Linked DNA regions of Homo sapiens: region 2 is linked to region 1. A link is a loop called in an ENCODE intact Hi-C map of the cell type or tissue named here. Cell type or tissue: Caco-2. All regions are shown on one strand.

Region 1 (8,000 bases):
CATGTTGTGAATATTTCTAGATGCATTACAGTATTTGGCAGTTTTCTTTTCGGAAGTATGGTAGCCTATGAAATTCAGGGTTGACGTTGTTGGTTGTTGAAAAATAGCTTTGTGAAAGACTGTTGGTTGTTGAAAAATAGCTTTGTGAAAGGCTCTTGCAGCTTGTAGACCATTATATTCTCTACTGGTAGCAAATAAGGTCCTCTGGTCTTTATAACAGACAATAAAGAACAAAAGGCCAATGCCTCACAATTTTGAATAGATTATCTTTCCAATTCTATTACCAAGTTTTTCTGTTCTCTGCAAGCTCTGTAAGGCTTCAGGTTGGAAACAAGTAGTACATATCAGATTTTGTATGACATCTAAGATCAGCTTTGAAAAAAATATGCAATCTTCCTTCCTATTTCTTCTATCTTAGAAACTTGTAAATACGCAAACAAATGGAATTCTCATATTTTCTGCCTGTGCAATATATATTATGATTTGGTTTAGGTATGTGACTACTGTCAAAGTTGGTTCAGGGTTTTGAGCATGAGGTAAACTTTTTTTGGTCCTATTACCCAAGTTAGTGATGTATCTGTTATGAAATATACTTAAAGATATACAGCTTTTAGAAATGATTAAGATACCTTGAAATATTTGATGTATTTAAAACATAACTAGAAAGACACAGAGTGGATCACAGATAGGTTTACTCTTTAAAGTCATGAAGTATGAGATTCCCTGGAAAAAGCCATTTGTCCACTGTACTTCTAACATGCTCTGTGTCCCTGGAGGAGTCACCTAGTCCCTCTGAAGCCAAGTCTACTGTCCTGTAAAATAAAAGGGGCAAGGCAGGTCAATGGATTTTAAACACGTTTATTTCAATGGGACATTTTTTATTAATGAAATGTGAGTTGAAGTTAATATAAATGAATATTTATACTGTAATTTTTAGATATAAAATCATATATAAATTCAATATATAGATATAATTTTTAAAAACATAGATATGTGTGAAATATATAAGTAAAAAGTATAAGCACACATAAAACAATAAAACAGCCACTGAGTTTGTACATTTACCCCCCACCCCAAATTCAAACCCTCTCCTTAAAATACCTCTAAAGACTTTAGGATTCCAAGGAATATTGTTTGAAAACCACTAAGCTAATGACTGTTAAGATCACTTACAGTTTTACTCTCTGCAGTGCTGCCTTACCGCGGGAGAGTCATTTGTGTATTCTGTATCTCTATATGGATTGGGATAAACTCGTAGGTAATGTAGCAGTTCAAATACCTCTGCCTTATAAGACCTTGAAGTTATGTAACTTTTCCCACTTCTGAGATATCACAGAAGAGTTATCACTATAATAGTTAAGATCTATTCATTTTATTTAGCATCTTATTTTTTACAAGTTTATTTTAGGCTCATCTGGAATGAGAAAATCATGCACTAAACACTGTATGATGCATAGCTGATAATTCAGGAAGTGAGTATGGTTGTTGGTAAAGAAATGCTGAATTGGTATGAAATTCTTCAGAAGCAAGACGCTTCTTTTGGTATTTCAAAATGGGGTTCTCCACCCTCTTTTTCTATCATGTCAACTGGCTGTGGTTATGTGTGCAATAATACTTAGTCCTGACTGCAACTCTTTTTTTTTTCTTCCCCACGGATCTGAGGCACACCATGGTTTTGGCCTTATCATTAAAACTTGCCTTTTAGGAGAGGTAAAGGAATAGCTCACTTAGTAGTTCCTCTGTCAATCATTCCAATCATGTAGTGAATTCTATTGAATCAGAAGGGATGATGACATGAAGGTAACCATGAGTATACGAATGGTTAGTCATGGATCCACCCAACCATTACTAGCAAGATTGAGAAAAGTAGATTCTAAGATGAAACTGAAGGGGAAGAATATTAATGAGGCCTTTAAGGAGTTTTTAAGCTTTTTAGGGAAAGATGCTGAGCGATATGTATAAATATTCCCAATAATACTAATACTAAACATATAGAATTGTCAAAGTTTAGATAAAGGTATAGAGAATAGGGCCTGAGGGATATTAGCTAGGTTGGTAAGGAAGATAGTCACAAAGAAAGCACAGTCTTAATAAAAAATCAATATAGATTTTCTTGGAAGCCTTTCCAGAGGTGATCCAATATCTCAAAATATAATACAGGGGTTGAAGGTATATTAGAAAATGGACAGAAGTAAGGTATACTTCAGCCACAAGCACCAAATCTCTCCAGGGATTGGTGCCTATGGGAAGGGCTGGGGTACCACATGGGGCACAATGACAGCAAGCCTGGGTGAGACACTGTTAAATATAACTGTGTACAGGTAACTAACTAATGAGAGCCCGTGCCAGTGATATGTCTCAGCTCTCAAATTGCCTAGTTCTTTGTCAAGTTTGACCTAAATTAGAAAGCATTTCAAAAGTATGGAAAGTAGGAAGAATGCCAGAACCTATGGATGCAGTTTTTTAGCATGACAGGGGCAATATTGTAAGTATTTATTATCTGTCCTAAGCCTTCTAAGGGGATTGGCTCCCTAATGAGCATCCTGGGTGATGGCTGAGGATGCGAATTAGAGAAGCTAACAGAAGGGTGAACTGCTCTTCAGAATAAGAGTTAGAAAAACACAAGGGAATATTTCAAGAGAAGAGCTGGGGAAGTGTGGCAAGAAAAAAGAGATTATACAGAGACCAATATGGAAGAATTCCAGCCCAGTTTGAACTAAGCATCCACCATCTAGCACCCTACCCTGTTTAATAACACTGGCAACCTCTGGGCAAAAGCTGCCATTAATGAAACTCAGTGTAGAGGACATTTGCCCCCCATCTCAGCCCTAAGAATTTCTGCCATAGGGTAAAGGGGGTCACCTGCAAGCCCTTCCATTTCCCTACTACACATGAGGAAGAATAAGAAATTAGAAAACTAGAAACTAGGTGTAGAATGTATGCACACCAAGGATTGCATCTTCCAAAGTACCCTTATAGGAAGCAGTCCTGTTGTTTTAAACCCACAGAGTTAGGAAGTTTTCTTTATATCTAATACAAATCTTCTTTGCTTAAATTCTAACCCATTTCCTCTTAGTTGTCAGTAGATATAATGAGAGTGAATCAATAGATAAACCAATTCTTCTTTATGGCCTTTGAAAACTGCTAGTGAGTGACTTCTTGGTCTTTTTTCATTTCATATTGCAAAATATTCATTCTAAATTGTAAAATAGATGGCACCAGTGTGACTTGTTAAAATAAATGTTTCATTAAACATAATTTCAGTATGTAATTGTTTTCAGACTTCCTAGAGAAAAGTGCTCCCGTTGTATCTAATTCTCTTTCTTGTTTAAAATACATCAAAGATGAGAAATTGAGCTCTTTTTAGTGAACTTGCTTGAGACATTCATATGGAATACAGAAAATAATAATTCCTAACATTCAGGATGTCATTCCATTGCAATGTGGCACAGAGTTTTTTCTTTGCATCAAGGAATTTATATGACTGATACTATTTTAGTCAGGATAAATTACTGTAAAATGTGTCCACTTTTAACCAATGGCATTCTAACATGGGATAGGCAACAGCGGGCTGTGATTTTTGCTCTGATACTGCAACTTTGTTATAGAATAGCAAGTAACTGATTGGCAGCTAGATCACCAGCTAGCTGGAGAAAGCAGCTTCTAGGTCTATAGTCATAGTTGGAGTCATAACCTCATTAATGATAGCTACAATGTATTGGGCATCTACTCTTTGACAGACAATGAACTTAGTACTATATACAGTTGAAGCAACTGTATGAATAAACTGTATGAATAAAACTTGAAGTCGCACAGCTTATAAAATTACAGTGCTGCAGAAAAATCTTGGTCTGTCGAAACTACATCCCATATTTGTTGTTGTTGTTCTTATTGTTTTGTTTGCTTTTCCTCACTATCTAAACTGCTTTGGCTACACATAGTTCTGTTTCATGGTATTAGAAAAGTAGTCAACAAGCTGCTACTTATACTTTTCCTTCCTGTCCTAGACTGTTCAAGTTTCTTCTTTTAATCTTATGTATATCAAGAACATGTTTGCCTATGGTATTTGTCTGCCTTTCCCCCCAAGATTTGTATACAAGCCTCCAACCGTGAGCCCTAGAGATATATTGAGAAATAGAACATGGACTTTGACACGGCTCCATTCCTTGGAGATCTAGCTAGTTCCTGACTCGTTCAGCTTATTGACTCTCTTCCTCTGGTCAGACTATAAATTGCAGTTTTCCTTCTCTCTGGCATTTGACCAGTTAGTAGCACCATAAAACCTTTGAAATAAAAGAGACCACAGAGAATAACCTATAATCTGATTTTCCCCACCCCTAACCCCAATGTGGAGCTGGAAACATTTTGCTAGTCTTTAACATTTCCAGTCAAGTAGGGTCAAGAAAAACTGTTAAAAACAATGTCAATGCTTAAGTGGTAAAAAGATTTGTTGAAGAATATATATATATATATATATTTAGAGACAGGGTCTCACTGTGTTTCCCAGGCTGAGGTACAGTGGCTATTTACAGGTGTGATCATATGCACTACAGCCTTGAACTCCTAGTCTCAATCCTCCTGCCTTAGCCTTCCCAGTAACTGGGACTACAGGCATACACCACCATGCCTGGCTGGAGAAATATTTTTTTAACTTCAAAAATGAAGTTTGAGCTGAAAAAGAGAGCTAAAAATTAGTCTGTCAGGCAAATGTGTGAAAGCAGTTCTATTATAATTTGTATTGAGCTATAATGTAATTCCTAAACTTATGTCATATAGCTAAGTAAGTAGCTGTAATTCGCATCTTGAAATTTTAAATTTACTTCTTTCCTCTCAATATAGTCTTCATCTGAATTAAAAATTGTGGCAATTTGTATTTATTGTGTACTTAACTATGTGCCAGGCACTGTGCTGTTCACTTGACCTAATTATCTCATTAGATCCTCATGATGAATCCTAGACAGTACTCATTAGTCTTATTCCTCAGACTGAGGCCTAATGAAGTAAAGTGGCTTGCCTAAATTTGAGTGGCAAATAAGATAATTTCATGATTCGCATATTTTCTTAATTATAAAATGTTACCTTTAGCAATGATGTATATGTTAATATGTTCAATGAGTTGATCTACCTGAAGTGCTTAGCACATGGCTGGCTCCTTGTGAGTGACCAGGAACTGTTAGCTTATATTATGCATTTTTGAAGTTTACACATTGGTATGACTTTCTAAATAATCAAGAACTCTAAATGTGAAAGCTGATTCATTTTGTAAGGGTTTCTTTTCCATAAGGTAGTCTTTTTTAACACAGTCAGAATTAAGCATTTATATAGAGCTAGGTATTCCAGATAAATCACGTTAATAGTGTGATTCAAAGAAGACACACTGCTATCTAGGTGGGTCAAAGAAGTAAACTACTTAGTGGAGGTGGCAAAATAAGAAGTGGTCAGTGGGAAGCTAAACCACCTCTGATTTAGTTATTTAAAACTCAATGAGAACCCTCTAAGGAAGCACAACTAGGCAGGGGTTTCATCTGAAAGGAATGGTCAGCTACCTGAGCATTATCTCTAGGTGCACCTTTGTAAAGACTTTCTCCATGTATCTTTCCTACTGGGTGCCACCCTGTGGCTTGGTCCTACGGTAATCACACTGCCAGGCATTCTCTACCTCTACAAATCCCTTACTCTTCTAGTCCTAAGGTGCATTCCTGGTTGTGTAATTCACAGATTATTATCTCCCTGGAGCTGAGCCTCATCATCTCTATCAGACCAGACTGAGAAGGACTCCTTTTTCCTTTGTCCCGCCATCCCAGCTCAGTGCAGAAGGCTTAAGATGCTTTCTCCATCATTTCTAAAGAACAACAGACAAAAATAGAGATCTGGTTAGGTCTGTTCTTGTGGCGTGAAGTGTTAGGATGAGCTGAACAGCCACAGGGGCTAGAAATGTCAAGAATGCAATACGTTAGAGCAGGCATTTAGCATTCCTGTCTCTGATATCTACTATTTTATTATGAGTAGTTACCAAAACAAAACAAAACAAACTGTAAAAGCATTATTTTGTTATAATTAACAACTGCACATTGGATTAAGTGTGATTGAGGGTGGAGTTCACCAGCTTGGGAAAAAAAATTAACCATTAAAGATTCCCTGAGTGTTTTGCTTTAAAAAGAGATAGCCCAATTACTTTTCTGTGTTTCGTTAAGAGTCTACTAGTATATGAATCAGTAAGAGCTTCTAGGGTAATATAAAACACACACAAAAAAGCAAATTTGATGTTAGCAGACAACTTTTTAAAGGTATTCGTGTAACTGAAAAAATCATTTTACGTACATAGGAATGAAATTTTATGTTTACCTAGAAATATATGTGAAATCCCTCCATTATTGCAAGATCTTTTTCATGTAAATATCAAAAGAATTAGACAGTCTGCATTGTTTAAAACCAAGATAGCTAGTCTTTTTAATCTATGGGCAACTTGTAATTACGAATAGCAGTAGCTGCCTGGAATAATGTACTGAGAGCTGCGTTGGTCTCAGAGAAAATGTGCTGTGATCCATTGGTGATCTCTGCCAGACAGAAGAGGGACATAGTGTGGCTGCTTGCCATTTAAATGGCCTTGATGATCTCATCATAACTCTATATATCTAATCTCACCATTAAATTTGCATGCAAATAAAGTCATTGTAGCAGAAACAGGTTTTATGCATACATACAAATACATGTGTATTTTTTGATATGTTTTGTCTATTTGTCACCTATGAAGAACATATAAATATTGTAAACAGAAAAACTCTTTTTGGATGTTGCAAATGCAAAGAAGAAAAATAAGTAATTCTAATTTTCAAAGGTCACCCCTGTAATCACCACCCAGATTAAAAATAGTACCAGCAGCCAAAAGTCACCTTTATGCCCCTTTAAGCCCCTGCCCCCACCTACTAAAAATAATAGTGATCCTGATTTTGAAAATCACAAACTTTTTAAATTTCCTGCTTTTGAATTTTATATAAAAGGAATAATATAGCATGTACTCTTTTGTGTTTGGCTGTTTCCCTCACCCCCTTGCAAAATTATGTTTGAAAGATGATCCCTTGTTGATGCGGATATGGTTCATTCATTCTCACTTAAGTATAGGTAATTAAGCAAACTTTTGTTTGAGATACAAATTCAGGGTAAAAATCAGATTTTCTATTTAAATAATAATTTGGTATATATGACTATTTGAGCATTTTAAACTGTTGTCATTTTACAATAATTATTTTAGTATGATTTAATATCCAAATTCTGTTGCTTAGATTCACCCTCAGTGGACATTTCTTCTGAAGGGCCTTCCTAGACTTCCCCAATTAGAATTAAAACTCTCTTCTCTGTGCTGTCATGAAACCTTGTACATTTCTCTAACTCTTGAAGGATTACAATTATTGTCTTCTGTCTCACGTACCTCTCCTGTGAGCATGTTTTGGAGTAGACTGGGTTTGCTCATCTTTGTAGAGCAATGAACCCCTGTTCCCAGCACCATGCCTGCTCCATCATGGGCATTCAACATCTGTCCTTTGCATGGAAAGTAGAACAGTGAGTTCTTCCATATTACAAAGAATATTACAGTCAATTTTTATTTTTAATTTTCTTTTAGTAGATGGCACTTTTCAGGAGATTGTACTGGGTGAGTTGTAGACACAGTAGTTACTCTTTATGGCAAGAGTTGTATAGTATCCGGGAGGATTTTTGCCTCTTCCCTGTGGCTTTCTTTCACCCTTAGTTTGCCACCACCACTGGCAATTCTAATCTAGGCACACCTTCCATTGCCTCCTGTGTTTCCCATTCTAAAATATATACTTCCAAGTTTTCCTCTATATTTTCTGACTGCTCGAATGACTCTTCTCGTGTCATAAACTAGTAAAGAGTAGTGCATATAGAAATGCTGATAAATGTGTTGCACATGGTTATCACCCGACTGACATGCTGACCTTCTGACTCTATCAATGGGTGATTTTTATATGAAGCCAAGAAAT
Region 2 (8,000 bases), 58 kb before region 1:
TGATTTTTTTAAATGCAATGCAAATACAGGGTGTTTTTAGTCATTATTTCAGTACCTGAGGAAAATGTAAAAACACAAAGCCACACATGTACCAAGGCACTACATGAGTGTACTTGGTTTCACCATCTAATTTAGCCCTCTGAAGTGTAGAGTCCATCGAGGCTATTATTTTGTGGATTGTGTACTGAAGTTGCTTTTCTTTGTTCTCCCAACATACACTTGTGACACTTCCAACCTCTGATATGTATATGTTAAATACAGGCTGTTTTTCAAACAAGATAAATCAAATGCTAGCTAGGAAGTGTGCCTAGAGTTTAAAGCATTCTAGAATGTACTCCCATATAACAGCTATACTTATATAATACCTACATTGTGCCAGTGTTTCATATATGTGAAGTGCTTTAATCCTCACAACAAACATAGGAGGGATGTAGTATTATTACCCCCTTTTTACAGATGTGAAAACTGCAGTACACAAGGTGAAGTGAGAGGCCCCAAATCACACAGCTAGTAAATGGCAGTGTCAGACCTCAAATTCCACTAGTCTGTCTTCAGAGTCTATATAATTAACCACTGCTCCCTGTGCTTTTAAAGGTTAGTTTAATGGATATTGTGCTATTTCTAATAAAAGGATATAATTTTTGTTATATATTTTTCTTCTTAGTCTTCACTTTTGGATCTTGGACCACATGTGCTATTATCATATTTTAGCTCATAAGAGACTTCTCTGATAATTTTGTATAAAATACACTTATAGAACATTTGTATCTTGTAAATGTAATTTTTCTTACCATTATCTCATTTGATCCCCCTTATCCACCTCTAGAATATACAGAGCTTTATCCTCATTTTTCAGACGAAGAAATGGACCAAAGAAGACTAAACAATTTGTTCAACTCCATATCACCAGTTTGTAGCAGTTCTGTGACTAGAAACCAAATTTCCTGGCTCTTAGTCCTACATTCTTTCTAGTATTTCAAATCATCTTTTCATTTCTCTCCCTTATGCTTTTGGAAAGAAAATTGAGAAGAACGTTAAGAACCCCAGTAAAATTGGAGAGGCATTTCTTGAGAAATATTTAAAATAATTTAAGAAGTCTTCACAAAAGTAGTAGGCAAAAATGTGTTACATTAACAACGGATCTCATTAAGTCAGTGCATACAGCTAGGTTCTGGTTTATTAATTTTCAATTTTTTCATTTTTGGGCCTGCCTAATCTGAACACTTTGCAGTACAATTCTGAGTGCTCTCATGCTTTGTGCTATCGCTTTCTTAAGGTAGCTCATTTGCACTTGTTCATCATCCTGTTCCTTCCCCCAGTCTCCTGGGCTCTGTTGCTAATTATTGACCCAGGAAAGCCTCAGAAGGGGCCAAGGCAGCTAAAATTGGAGTGCTCTTTACTTAGACTTATAATGCATTTTCCATTTTTCAGAAAGAGTAAAGCACTTTTAGCTACCAGATCCAGAGACCATTCAGTTATATGGGCACTTGAGTTTCTGCTAAAGAATCACAACTCAATTTAATTTTTTTTTTTTTTGGTATTTCATTCACAGCCAGTCTGGAGTGTGTGTGTGTGTGTGTGTGTGTGTGTGTGTGTGTGTATTTCTGTTTCTGTATTAACATATGAGACAGCAGAATAATAATGTGTCCATTCATTCCATAGATATTTCTCAAAGAGTTGCCAAGAATAAAGAATAGTGCTAAAAAAAGGTGGAAGATGGTTAGGTGTAAAATTACCTCCTCTCACAGGACCTGGCACATGACAAATGCTTCAGAAATATTTATCAAACTGAAATGAGCTATTACATGAATTGTATTCTCTGGCTTTGGAATCTATTGGGGAAATGATGAAGTCATTAAATATATGCGAATTGGAAAGGAATTTAGGAATCATCTTATGCAGCCCTTTTACTTTAAAGATGAAGCAATGGAAATGCAAGAAAGTTATGTGTCTTTTCCAAGCAAGATCACACATCTATTTCGAAATAATATGCTTTTTTTCATTGTAACATGTGTTTTAGAGATTACACATATGTCAATGTCTGTAGTGCAGGGCATAATGTGAGGAGAGCTGTTGAATGCTTTAGAACAGTGCTACCCAGTGGAAATATAATGCACACCCCATATACAATTTTAGATTTTTATTAATAGCCAGATTTTTAAAAGTTTAAAAGTCAGTGAAATTATTTTTTTCATACTAAGTCTTCAAAATCCAGAGTGTGTATTATATTTTTGACACATCTCAATTTGGACTAGCCATATTTTAAGTATTTAATAGTTATATGTGTCTTGGGGGGGGCTACTCTATAGACTATATGGCTCCAGAATCACAGAGAGGGAAAAATAATAATGTATTTTTAAAGCTGCAGTATTTTTACCATGGGTTATATTTTTAAGTTTGATTGTAACACAAAAGTACAAAAATGAAACAAACTGACTCAACACATTTTTTTTCTTTTTTTTATTATTATACTTTAAGTTTTAGGGTACATGTGCACAACGTGCAGGTTTGTTACATATGTATACATGTGCCATATTGGTGTGCTGCACCCATTAACTCGTCATCTAGCATTAGGTATATCTCCTAATGCTATCCCTTCCCCCTCCTCCCACCCCACAACAGTCCCCGGTGTGTGATGTTCCCCTTCCTGTGTCCATGTGTTCTCATTGTTCAATTCCCACCTATGAGTGAGAACATGCGGTGTTTGGTTTTCTGTCCTTGCGATAGTTTGCTGAGAATGATAGTTTCCAGCTTCATCCATGTCCCTACAAAGGACATGAACTCATCATTTTTTATGGCTGCATAGCATTCCATGGTGTATATGTGCCACATTTTCTTAATCTAGTTTATCATTGTGACTCAACACATTTAAAAAAAAAATCTAGAGTAGACCTATACAATTTGACAGATTGCATCAATAGTTACAATTTTAGACACCCCTACCCCTCCACACATAGAAATTAGTGAATAAGCAGACTGTCAATAGTACTGGCTCAAATAATTCTACATACAAGTTCTACCAAACTTTCAAGGGAGGGGTAACTTCTACCTTATACGAATTATCTCATTTTACAAGTAACTATAAGTATACAATAAGTTCCATTTGCAGCACTATAGGAGCTTGAACTGTCTGCCAATTTTTAAAGAATATGCTCAAGCAATAATCTTGGTTATCCATATTATCTTACATTTCCTTATGAATATTGAGAGTTCTGTTATTGATAAATACAAAGGTGTCACTGTTTAATACACTACTGTGTAGGTCCTTTTGCTATGCATTTACTATTTAAAGCGTAAAAACGTAGGTAGCAAGAAGATTTATCTTTCTGGCTATTCTTGAAATTCCTGTTTCTAACAAGATATTCTGCAGAAGCAAAGATACTACTGCATTGTTCAATGTTTCCACAAAAGGTTAATATAATTGTGGGTTCAGCTATCACCTTGACCTTTTCTTGGATCTTTGATCAGAGTTTAGGTAAATATGTTGTTAGGTTTCCCCCTTTTAAGTTCCTGAGCTTTTGAAGTAAAACCAGAGCTGAGATAGGAAAGTGAACAGCAAGGGGCAGAGCACAGCAGAAACTGAATTAGGTCACTTTTCTAGAGGCTTCTGAATTTGGTACAGTAGGATTTCTGTGATCATCTTAAACCTAGCTTTTCAAAAGGCTATTACTGTTCCATTTTATTCTCTGGCCCAGAAAATAAATCAGAAGACTTCTACATCCTTTTCCTCAAAAGCTGATTCTGATTCTCTATATGATGCCACATTAATAAAGTTTTCCCTATTAATTACCATGATGCCATGCAGCCTTCTAAGATGTTTTCTTTAGTTCTTAGTTCCTTTGCAGTTCCATCTCCAAGCATAAATTCTCATTAATAATCAGTACAGTGAGGAAGATAGACATGTGTCAGTCAGTGAGAATGCTTGCAGCTGTAACTGCCAGAAAGTTGTAACTTAACTGGCTTAAACCAAAGCCATCCTGAGGTGGGAGGCTCCAAGTCACTCAGTGACATTATCAAAGGCGGCCTGAGTCTTTTTCATCTTTCTCTTCTGCCAGCCTCAAGTGTTGGTGAGTTTTCTGGTTTGTTCCTGTAAACTCGAGATGTCTGTCACAGGTCCACCTATTACATGCAGATAACTATGGCCAGTCAGAAAAGAGGATCTTCTTTTTACGTCTTCTTTTAAGAAAGAAAAAAAATCATTTCCAGATGGTCTCCCCTTGTCCCACTTCCCTTCAATGTCTTATTGGCCAAAATGGTTTCACATGCCGATGTCTTAACAAATCACTGCCTTGGAAATCGTACTTTCATGATTAGCTGAGACAATCAGGTTTCCCTCATGGTGGCTGGGGCTGAGGCCCACCTCCCTGTAAGTATGTGGCTGCAAGGGTAGGTGGATATTTGAATTTCACTGGGGGCCTAGTAGGAAGGAATGGCTCTTGGGTAGGCTACCCATAGAGTCAACTACAAGTAAATCAGAAACTATAGTATCATAAGTGCTACAGGGAAACATGTAAATGCAGGATGCTGTAGGAACACGCAAGAAGGGCCCCTGGCCATGCTTGCTTGAGCAAGAGGGAGAGAGGAATGCCAGAGTGGGCTTTTAATGAAAATGTTATCTGATCTGAGATATAAAGCTCAAGAGGAGATAGCCAAGGAAAGGGTGGTGGAAGGAGAGAGAGGGTATCAGGTAGACACAGTATCATGTGCAAATGACTGGGAATAAGATAAAATGTGGTAGGTTTGGGGAGATGCAGAAAAATTAGTTGGCCTAAGGTATAGAGCATAAGTTGGGGAGTCAGTCAGAAATAGGGCTATAGAGGTAAACTGTAGATCATAAAAGATCTGATAAGTCACATAGAAATTTCTACTTTATTCTGCTGCAGTGGGGAGCCAGTGAAATATTTTAAGCAGCAAATGACATAATTAAATATGCACTTCAAAAAAAAAATGTCTTTGGCTGCTGTGGGAAATTGGATTGCAAATCTTCAAGACCAAAAGTAGGTAGAACATGTGAGAATCAATTACAATATTCCAGGAAAGAGTGGTGAAGGGCTTTAAGATAATGTCAGTGGGGCTGGAGAGAGGTGAATAGGTTTGATTGATGTTTAGGGGTTTTGACTAAACAGGACTTGGTTAATAGGTAAGAGAAATAGGGATTAATAATCACTCACATTTCTGGCTTGGACAACTAGGAGGATGGGAATGACATTTACTGAGTTAGGATATCCAAAGAAGAAGCAGACTGGGGGCAAGGGGAGTGAATTAATTTAAATTGTAACTAATGAAGGGCTTATTCTGTATGAAATTCAAGAGAAGTATTCCAGTCCTTAAAGCATTTTCAAATGCCAAGGGATATATTAACCAATAAGTGGTATAGAACAATACTAGGGGTACTATAATTTATCACAGATGGTCATCAATAAAGCAAGAGAGAGAGATAAAAGAGCTTAAAGAAGAAATTGCCTCTCTCTCAGAAAGAATTAGTGGGAGAATCTGATGTTCTTCATGAAAGAAAAAAATTTTAGTTGAATCTTGCATAAAAAGATTAGACAGATGGGAATTGTCGAGGGTGGAGGCACTGTACACTACATGAAGCATATTTAAGGAATGATAACAGTCTAGATTGCTAGCAAGCTTGAATAGGCAAAATAAAATAGAAAGGTTAGGGATTAGTTGAATTAGTCAGAACTGTTGAGATTCCAAGAGAAAAACAAAATTCACATTTTCTGTGTTGATCTATTATTGCAAGGTGCATTAGTCAGCTATTGCTACAGTAATGCTACCGAACAATCAACTACAAAATACCAATGACATTTGCTTCTTGCTCATAGTCCTACTAATGGGTCAGAATAGTGCTGCTTCAGGCTGCAGGTTGCCTTCATGCTTGTTCTTCATGTTTCTCCTTCTTGGACCAGTGATCTCCCAGGGCGTGTCCTTGTGGCACAGTTTACAACTCCCAATGTGGCAAGTAGAAATGTTCAATACTTTGTAAGGCCTCAGTTTATAAAGCAGTATCATTTGTGCCCACATTCTGTTAGCCACAGCACATAATGTGACTAAACCCAATATCACTGAGGGAGGAGAGCATGAGGAAGAAAAGGATGGTGAATATATGCTGCAATGCCTAAAACATAATGTAAATATAGATAGCATTGGATTTGACCCATAAGCCATAAAGATTCTAGAATACCAGTGTTCCCAACTATGGAGTGCCCAATGAGCTTCTTGACAAACTCAGGAGAGTAACCTCCATTTGTGTGACCTCCTTTCTTTGCTCTTTATTTGTGCTTTTCAAAGGGATGACATGAGCCCATAAACTACTCATTGGGTTGCTTGGTCAGAATCAGAACCAGTTACTTCAGGACTGTCTCATTTCATGATTAGTTGCCTTTGGTCTCATGCAGTGGTATCAGTTCATTCCTCTAGAGGTTTATGTTCCCTCAATCACCAGCAATACTGAGTGAATGATAAGAACTAAAGCAATAAAAAATGATTGAACTATTTTCCTTAGTATGTAGTTATTGGACTTCTTCCAAAAATCCAGCACACTTATAAAAACCAAACTAAGGCATTTTGCTGGTTATTGTGCCAATAGTGTGTCTTAATTAGTCCTGAGAATTTATGTGGCCCATGAAAGAGGCATAATTTTCCTAAGATTGCACAGCTAAGTTACATATCTGAGACTTGAAGACATCCTCAGATTATGTTATCCCTAAATCTCTAATTGCTATGTAGCAAAAGATTTTAGCCATTTTTTTATTCCTGAATCAAGGATACATAAATAAAGTTGTATTCAATCAATCCAAAAATCCTCAAGCCCAAATAATCCTAGTACTTGAGCAGACCTTATAGTGTGTGTGCACAAGTGCGCATGCGTGTACTCTATTTTTAGATTATCTTTTAAGAGGGACCGGTGACATGGTCATACAGTACAACAGAAGAACTCACTCCCTGTTTCTCTATAATTCCCATATTACACTCAGCACTTGCTCTCCTTTCATTCTGTGGCTTCTGTGCTGCTAGCAGTGACCAGTGACTCAGGAAGGCTGCATATAGTGAAGAAAAAGTTGCCTTTCCAGGCACAGTTCAGTCCTGAGGCGCCTTTTCACACCATCTCATAGACATTTCAGAGCCAAACTCTAGCTTTCTTTTTATGACTACTTTTCCATTCCACACTTTTCTTAATGTTGCAGGAGATAATTTGAAAGAAAGGAAAAAAGAACAGGGAGAACACAAAGGCAAGAAGATGAGCAAGATGCCAGATTTAAGAAGTATATTTATATTTAGTTCTTTACAAATTAAATTCTGCTGAGACCCTTAAATATTAGCTGTCACAGGGGTTGTGCTTGAAAAACTTGATTCCAACCCTAAGCATAAAAATCTTGTCTAGGCAGGGCAGTAGATTGGAGGATTATCATTACACATTATAGGAGGAAGGCCCTGTTCAATGCCAGGTTCCAAGAATGCCATCTCAGGGAGCGAGGGAAAGACATAGGCCAGGTAACATGTCTGATGTATGGAGAAAAGCCCTCAGGGTGCCATGTTGGTGGAACAGGAGCAGAAAGGAAATCAGACTGAGAGAATGAAAACTCAATAGAAGCACAATAAACAGACTGAACAAAGTACAGATGGAGTCAGTTCAAGTTTAATATGAATGTCCCTGGGCCCTGTGTTTCATCCCAGTGTTAAGTGCAGGAAATCATTGGATTTCTCCAAGGATGGGTCTTTAGAGCAACCGACTTTAGAAATTGAATACTTTAAAATTATTTTCTATAAACAAATTTATCAATAGAAAAAATAGATTACTTAATTGGTTTATCTTAATGAGAAAACAACAAAAAGCTTCAACAAATAATTGTTGCTGATTGGTTGGTGGGTTCGTTGGTGAATAATGAGAAGGAAAGAAGGAAGAAAAGAAAAGAAGGAGTAGAGGAGGAAAGGAGGTGAGAGAGGGAGATTTGAAAGGGAAATAGCGGTGCTCTAAGTTCACAATTTTTAAA

Evidence for each region. A loop is a pair of places that touch in the nucleus more often than their neighbours do. Peaks named below come from ENCODE experiments on the same cell type or tissue, not always from the same donor. Only the 100,000 strongest peaks of a DNase experiment are listed, where the experiment ranks them.
Region 2: a loop joins it to region 1, with 4 times the contacts of the local background. A loop is called at or near these places in 12 of 110 quality-filtered maps.

What each region holds. Positions count from the first base shown.
Region 1 is chr5:59,262,748-59,270,747 of GRCh38, reverse strand. The region is part of intron 1 of PDE4D (phosphodiesterase 4D); the gene reads left to right. Among named protein-coding and RNA genes, the nearest start is that of PDE4D-AS1, 230 kb to the right of the region's middle. In Caco-2, no CTCF peak of the experiment used is centred here; a DNase peak (open chromatin) is centred at 4,157.
Region 2 is chr5:59,320,733-59,328,732 of GRCh38, reverse strand. The region is part of intron 1 of PDE4D (phosphodiesterase 4D); the gene reads left to right. Among named protein-coding and RNA genes, the nearest start is that of PDE4D-AS1, 280 kb to the right of the region's middle. RefSeq lists an enhancer at 1-152. In Caco-2, no CTCF peak of the experiment used is centred here; no DNase peak of the experiment used is centred here.